Regions from separate parts of the Homo sapiens genome. Here region 1 is linked to region 2. Evidence: chromatin loops called from intact Hi-C (ENCODE). Cell type or tissue: GM12878. All regions are shown on one strand.

What was found. Hi-C counts contacts between places; a loop is a spot of excess contacts. Peaks named below come from ENCODE experiments on the same cell type or tissue, not always from the same donor. Only the 100,000 strongest peaks of a DNase experiment are listed, where the experiment ranks them.
Region 1: it touches region 2 in a loop (1.9-fold over the local background); 1 of 110 quality-filtered maps calls a loop at or near these places.

The regions. Positions count from the first base shown.
Region 1 is chr11:133,358,735-133,362,734 of GRCh38, forward strand. All of the region lies in intron 1 of OPCML (opioid binding protein/cell adhesion molecule like), which reads right to left. OPCML-IT1 (OPCML intronic transcript 1) reads right to left here. Exons shown (of 2, transcript NR_046790.1): 2 at 1,323-3,458. Among named protein-coding and RNA genes, the nearest start is that of OPCML-IT1, 5.3 kb to the right of the region's middle. RefSeq lists an enhancer at 2,087-2,587. In GM12878, no CTCF peak of the experiment used is centred here; a DNase peak (open chromatin) is centred at 2,477.
Region 2 is chr11:133,267,018-133,271,017 of GRCh38, forward strand. The region is part of intron 1 of OPCML (opioid binding protein/cell adhesion molecule like); the gene reads right to left. It overlaps LOC124902796 (a long non-coding RNA gene), which reads right to left. Exons shown (of 2, transcript XR_007062959.1): 2 at 1-4,000. Among named protein-coding and RNA genes, the nearest start is that of OPCML-IT1, 97 kb to the right of the region's middle. RefSeq lists an enhancer at 2,178-2,467. In GM12878, no CTCF peak of the experiment used is centred here; a DNase peak (open chromatin) is centred at 2,404; H3K27ac peaks cover 2,467 bases.

The DNA.
Region 1 (4,000 bases), 92 kb after region 2:
CTATTTCCAAAAGATGCTCAGGAAAGCCCTGCCTGACTCGCTGGCATTTGAGCAGAGCCCTGAATGGGGGGAAGGCGTGTTCCTTCTAGAAACCTGCTGGAGGTGTTCCCCCCACCCCCGACCAGTGGAGGGAATAACAAGAACAACGGTGCTGAAGCAGGTGTCTGATGGGTTTACAGAGACCAGCGTGGCTGGGCTGCAGGGTATGAGTATGTGTGTAGGTGGGGGGACCAGGGGTGATAGGAGATGAGGGATGATTTGGGGGAGGGGGCCTACTGATTGTGGCAAAAACTTTGTTGTTTATTCTGAATTATAGGAGAAGCCATCAGAGGAATTTGAAAAGAGAACTTAACTTACGGTCCCCAGACACAGCTCTGATCACCTTCCTCCTATATTAAAGTGTTTGATTCGCTTGCTATTCCCTATAAAATAAACTCCAAATGCTTTTGCTTGACATATAAATTCCTCTGAGATCCAGGCTTTTGGGTTTCTCACCCCCACTTCCTCATCTTCGTTTATTCTCCAGCCGTACTCATCAATGTCTATGTCTGTGGCTGCTGAGCTGATGCAAAATATTCCCTCTGTCAGGGGTACCTTTCCATTCTTTTTTGTAATTGTTCACATTCATGAGGATGCCATATCCTAATGATGTTGTCTTGGAAGTGAAAAAGCCCTGCAGCATATCACTGATGACTATATATGACTAGTGCTGACATCAGTGAGCGTTTATTTAGCATCTACTATGTGTCAGGTACTCCGCAGAGCAATTTTTATTAAATACTTGAAAAAGTTCTTCGAGGCAGAGTCACCAAAGTCCCCACCCTTATTTGACCGATGAGAAAACAGAGGATCAGATACATTAAATCAGTTCCCAATTTAATACATTAAATAAGTACACTGCTATTTATCAAAGCAGCAAAATAGATAAGCTCTTGTCCCTCAGCTGCCCATGGTGTTCTATACATTTGTATTGTGGGTGGTCGTTTATGAATGTCTCCACATTTAACTGTAAGCTCATTCATGGAATGGAGCATATTTAACTTATCTTGTTATCCTCGGTATTTAGCGTATTAGTTGCTCAATTATTCGCCAATATAAATGAAAATCTGAGAATGATAACCAGCGGAAGATCTAAGAGGATTTATCCATTAAAAGGCTTTTATTTGCTCATTTTTATTCATTCATTCATTTCTGTATCTGTTCCACAAAGCTATGTGAACCCAGTGTGTAAAGGTGTGTACACCTGGCACTATTGAAATGTGAAGATAAACACAATGAACACGGATCCCAAGATGCTTAAAATCCCACTAGAAACAGAGAAATGAGAACTAAAGTTTATTGAACATTGACAATGTGCCAGGCACCGTGCTAGGAACTTAACATCAATTTTCTTGTATAATTGCCCATCAGGATGGGTTATCCACATCAGGAAACTGAATATCCAGGAAGGGAAATGTATTTTTTGAAAGCACATAATTAGAAGTTAGCAGAGCAGAGATTCTATTTTATCTATGGCCAACTCCATAACCTCTTTTCTTCCTACTACATCACACCAGGGCCTAAGAATTCTAATTATCCCTACATAATTCTGACATTGGAACCATGAAGTTCTCACGCGAGATTCCATGCCATTCCTTCACCTGCAAAGGATGCGAATGCAAGGGCCGACGATGCCCGCAGGGGAAGGAAGGAAGCCGGTCTCCTCTGGACTGAAGCCAGGGCAGGCTCAGACAGCTTTGGAGCCAAGAGACGGAGAGGCTCCGCTTCTGGGAGCACAGGATTTTGACAGGAATTGTGGAAAATACACAGGTAGGATGCTTTCAATAAAGGCTGATAGAAATGAAGGAAGGAAGCGGGGACGGAGGGGAGAAAGGGGAGGAGGGAAGAAGGGAGGAGGGAAGAAGGGGGAGACGGGCAACTTATGTTGCTTAATTCTGATTCATAAAATCTGTCTAAGCTGTGTGTCTTCTTTCTCGTTATTCATTGCGTTGACCTTCCCCACGGCCACGTGGGGAATATTTAGGAACACAGATGTTGGAGTCAGACTTGCCCGGGTTCAAATATCAGCTCCAGCTCTCAGGCAGCTTGGCTAAGCAACTAAACACCTCTCCACTCCCGTTTCCTTCTCTTGGAAGTGGAGGCCACAGTAGTCACACGCGGTAGATACTCTAAGGGCTGTGGCGAAGGGCAAATGGTTCTCCGCAGCATGTGTGACACGTGAAGTGCTCGAATGCCTGAGTCCTGGCAGTCCTACCCGCCCGGCTGCGGGGCTGCCCACGGCCTTGCGCTTCGTGCTCTGGTTGGGTGACTCCCTTCCGCACGGCTGCCCTGGGTCCCCAGCCCCAAGGGACACTTCCTATGACCCCCCGCTTGTTGTAAAGGCCGGGGCCTTCGGCCTCCCACCGCTTGACCACCAAGCCGGCGCTGTCCGTGAGATCTCCCAGGCATGCGGTCTCATCTCAGCCTGAAAGTGCGGGGAATTTCCAGATGCTGCCTGAGTGACGGTTATTCAGCAGACGAGCCCTCTGGGGTGAAGTCCCGCGTGGAGGGGGTTTCCGGGAGCGCAATGCTCGCTGGCTGCCTGGAACCAAGGGTGATGCGGCCCCCCTTCCACACAGAGCAGGAAGAAGAGGAAGGCTGGGGCCAGCCCAACGTCGGGGTCACTGTGCCAGGCACCCCCTCCAGGTCCTGGCGGTGTCGATCAGGACACCACCAATGCGTTCTTGCAGACAAAATGCACCTATGCTGTGGGAGGAAGAGCAAGCGGTTCGCCCGCCGCGCATCAGTGCACCCGTGTCCCGGCGCGCAGACAGGTCCGGGGCACCTGCAGCTACTCCGGGGCACCTGCAGCTATTCCGGGGCACCTGCAGCTACTCCGGGGCACCTGCAGCTATTCCGGGGCACCTGCAGCTATCCCGGGGCGCCTGCAGCTACTCCGGGGCACCGCCATTTCCCGCCCCCATAAGCGCCTAGAGAGCCACGCCGCGCCCCGCTCACCCCTGCAGGCCCGCAGCCGCTCCCAAGGGCTGGCAGTGTCGCTCACAGGTGCACTTTGTTCATGCTGTCTGCCTCCACAGTTGCCGAAGTGAGTTCTGCACTAATGAGCTCAGCATGCGGGACAGCAGCGCCGGCCCTCACTCTCCAGGGACGCATGGAGCTCTGTCAAATGACCCGACAAACCTTTGCAGCGCAGAGGCTTCTAGAGGGACAGAGCAACCACCATGCCGCCGTCCGAGGAGCTGGCAAAGGCACGCGGCACCTGCAAGCCGGAGAAAATGGTGTCCTTCCTCCTGTGCTGGACTGAGCAGGGAAGGAGGTCGGGGCTGCGGGCGTTGTCCCTGGAGCTGCACCCTGAGCTCAGCTTCTAATTACTGCTAAGTGCATTTTCCTTCCACCAGTCACAGGTACCTTCCTGATACGTAGAGCCCATCGAATAGAAGGTGGTGTGACTTGGGATTCTAAAAAGGAGACTCGGGGTTAGAAGGGGTGCGTGGTGTCAAGAATGAACAAGAAACATGCTGGACTCAGGAAGCCGGCTGGCCGCAGTGAAATGGAGACTCTGGAGCACAGGCCGCGGGGCTGCAAGGCGCAACCTGAAGGCTTGCTCCGCTCTGGAAAGGCCCTGCTCCTCCTGGACGGTGTCTCTTCCCTTCCCGCCTCCCCTCGGAGGCTGCCTCCCCTCGGACAGGACCAGGAGCCCATCCACCACCCAGGGAGCAGTGCGGCTTTGTGCTTAGGCCTCCGGGGAAGTGAGCTGTTTCCTTGATGTCCTACAAAGAGGATTATTCACTTGGAAAAACAGAAGCTTGTCAAGCTGCCACAATCGCCAGGGAAGATTCCATCTCTCTCTGATGGAGATAAATGGAACGGGAGACGTGGGGCTGAAGAGCGGGGGCTGGCTGAAGGGAATGAGGTGAGAAACATCTTGGGTGGAGATGATATTAGTCACACATGTTAACCCTGCCTTAGGCTGGGAATCCAGAATTGAGAAATGAACTCC
Region 2 (4,000 bases):
ATCTTAAAGCAGAAGTATGATTCGGCACCTTGGGCAGATAAATAGTTGTTTGTTTCCCTAGAGAGGCTGTTTAGTATAACAGGAAGGACTTTGTAGGCGGTGGAATGCAATGTGTTGGAAAGAGTGTACATTTTGGAATTAAAATGACCTTGGCTCCAATCCCAGCTCTGCAATTTACTCGCAGTTTGATTTGGACCAAGTTACAGTGTCTCTGAGCGTCACACTTAGTATTGCTACAGAGTTGTACAGATTAACATTATATTACAGACTTGAGCCTCGGTAATTTTTATCGATGGTGTAAAATGGAAATGATTCAATTTCCCACCTCTGCCACATTCTAGCCATGTGCTCCTGAGCAAGTTTTCTGATCACTCCGAGCCTCAGTTTTCTCACTTGTAAGATGTAGACAATCAAATCCTCCTTGCATATCTACTGTGAAGATTAAGTGAGGTATGTATATAAAGTTCTTAATTTGGTACCTGCATCATAACAGGCACTCACTGAATATATTTTCTTGTCTTTTTGGTATTAAATATAATGGAATTTTATCAAATAATTGTTTTGCTGTGAGCCATGGTAGAATATGACTGCCTTCTGCCTTTTAAATTTTAACTCCCTGACATGGTTTTTCTGTGTCCCTACCCAAATCTCATCTGGAATTGTAGCTCTCACAATTCCCATGTGTCGTGGGAGGGACCCAGTGGGAGGTAATTGAATCATGTGGATGGGTCTTTCCCGTGCTGTTCTCGAGATAGTGAATAAGTCTCATGAGATCTGATGATTTTATAAAGGGCAGTTCTCCTGCACACGCTCTCTTGCCTGCCACCATGTAAGATGTGACTTTGCTCCTCCTTACCTTCTGCATGGTTGGGAGGCCTCCCCAGCCATGTGGAACTGTGAGTCAATTAAACTTCTTTTCTTTATAAATTATCCAGTCTCGGGTATGTCTTTATCAGCAGCATGAGAACAGACTAATATACTCCTTCTCTAGTTCATCCAGTAGGTGCAGTTCCTTCTGTGTGATCTCAGCCTCCCCATCCACTGATGTAACAATGGCCCTGACTATGTTTTTCCCTTTCTCTCTTTCCTAGCCCCAGTCAAGAATTTCTGGCAACCCCTCAAGGCCAGAGTGGACAGCCCTGGATATTCAGACCACATTTCAGGGAACTTCTTACATCCCACTGACTTTTCTGTCTTGACATTAATTTAGAAATCCAGTCACCAAACAGTTGGATAAAACATGTGTCATCTCATGCAACTGATAGAACAGTATCACCATTCAAGAGCTCTGATAAATAACTGAAAGGGACATTTCCATAAACATTCTTATTCTGTTCCTAACTGCAAGAGGATATTAGGTTGTTAGCATAAAATTTGCCTATTCAGCTTTCTGAGTCTACTTTATGAGGAGAAAACTGATTTTCTTTTTAGATACAAATATATTAAAGTTCACAATTAATTTAGATAACACCATGTGAGCTGATAATAAAATGTCTAGCAATTAAATAATGAATGCTAGGAAGCCATAGTCATCAGAGATAATCAGAATACACCTTTATTTTAATGATGTAAAATCAGTGTGTTTTCATATGATTTAATTATAGATTGACAGGAAAAAGTGCAAAACCATAGATTAACAATTTAAGGTAATGCATACACTAGAAACTGTTTCCAAAACTGTGATTAGTACTGAGCAAGTTAAATTCATCATCTTATAAAAGAGAATTTATAGATTTCAAATATAATAGCTTAGCATGAATAGAGATAGAAGACCTTTGAGTACGATATGAGTAGATAATTTTTCCTATAACATAGAATGAAGTGAAACTGCTAAGTAATGCACACATTTCTCTGAAGGCAGGTTTTGCCCATCATACTGTTTAGGCTTATAGTAGAAAACACTGGTCCCGAGGACTTACATCCATTGTAAAATGCAGACCCAACTATATCATGTTTTTGCACAATTCTAGGGGTACCTCTTTGATGTGTGCTCCAGGACAGCTGGTGGCCCTGGATCTAACAATATTCCACCTGTTCATAGAGACAATAAGATCTACAGGTTCAGATGGGGAGTCTGAGATGCAACAAAGACTCTTCAAGTTCTTCAATTAGGAAAGCCTCTTTATGTCTAAGAGTGATGCTACACTTCTCTGGGAAGAAGGGCATCTCTGAGCTCTAAATGCTTTATGTATCTGGCATTTTAAATAATACCACCAAATATGGGAGCCACTGAATTGATGAAATCACAAACTGGAAATTCCCCGAGAGTGAAACAAACAAACAAACAAACTTGGGTTCTGACATTCTGCAGAAAGCAGGTGTATATGACTGAACAGGGAGAAGGGACTTTCCTCAAAGAACCTCAGAGCCACAAGGTGCTTCTTTTCAGAGGAACATAGAACAGTTACTCTGGGGATTTCACGGACACCTTCTCACTCACTGATCTGGTCACATTCTGTACCCTAGTAGGCAGCCCAGATTTTCACATTGACATAGACTGAACTTTATTACTCATTTATTGACACAGACTGAACTTTATTACTCATGTTTTTTCTTTTTCTGGTTGAAAAAATGATGAACACTGTGAATTTCACTTAAAGCCACCTGCTACCCATTTCAGGCAATGGTAAAAACTAACATCAACAGGCTAGACAAAGTAGCCATGGGAGCTGAATTTCATTCCAGAAATGGACAATATCGTTAACATGCACTAAGAGCAGCAAACCATCTCTCTAACTAGGGAAGCATTATCGATAAGATTACCTTTCTGTAAGAGCAAGAAGAATATCCCATCATTTACTGCAGAAGAGAGTATTGTGCAAAGGTTTGGGCTAACCTCAGCACCCCTGTAGTTAAAGATCTTCATGATAATGAAAGAAATGAATAAAAAGAAAATGCTTCCAAGAGGTGTGATTTTATACATTTTATTCTCGTAGCTAGATAACTATGAGATATAACTTCAAAATACAAGAAGGCTTAAATAAAAGATGATACTTGGGAGCTCCTGCATGCCGACATTGGAATCTAATTCTCACATTTTAGTCTCCTGTCCTATTCATGTGGAGGTGCTAAGAATGACAGCAAAGACACCAAGAACTGATTACTTGCTACTCTGTTAATTTTTATGTTTAATTTCAAGTTTTGTGTTGTGTTTGTGTTGGATTGATTGATTGATTAATAGAAAACAGAGAGCAAACCTATTCTCTGGGCCCCATTCAGCACACTGTGGAGTTCTTGATACACTGCAAAATTCCCAGTGTTTTCTTCATGTGTCCTCACTCTATAAGCTTTAGCTAGATGGGAAATTATTCTGCTAGGGAGCTTTAAAATATCACACAGTTGGGACAAAGAAAAAAAAAACCATCTCTTTGTTCATCTGGAAAATGAGAAGGCTAGACAAATGATCCCTCTGGTCTCCTCCAAGTCTTAAATTCTCTATTTCTCTGATGCTTGGAGACATATAAGGGATTGTTTTAGGAAAGAAATACTAAGTACCAATGACATTTTTTGGCTTCCATTTAAAATAGATATCAAATACCTGTTTATGCTTTCAGATGTGTGCATTCCCATAGCAATTTCTTGTTCAATTCAACATGGAGGTACACTGGCTGACAGAGTGGAAACACTGTAAACAGGTGGTTTTCGTGGTTTATATTTTAACACTGAAAGGACTCAAAGAACCTCAGACAGCCAGGAATAGGAGAAAATATTTCCCTCCAATTAAATTGTTCCTATATATCCTAACATGCTTGCGACACGTGTGACTCATTCCAAGTCCAGAATCGTAGGTATGAGACAGTGAAAAGGACACTCTGCTTCCACCTGATATAGTCTCTGCTGTGCTACCAAGTTTACAGAAGAAGTATACAAGGCCCAGAGAGATTCACAGGGACGTTAGCCTGAGGAAGCTGTTGATTAAAATCAAGGCTACTGTGTCCTCGTTAAGGTCTGTGTATAGGATTCTGAATTGCTCCTTGAAGTAAATGCACCAATTCGACAT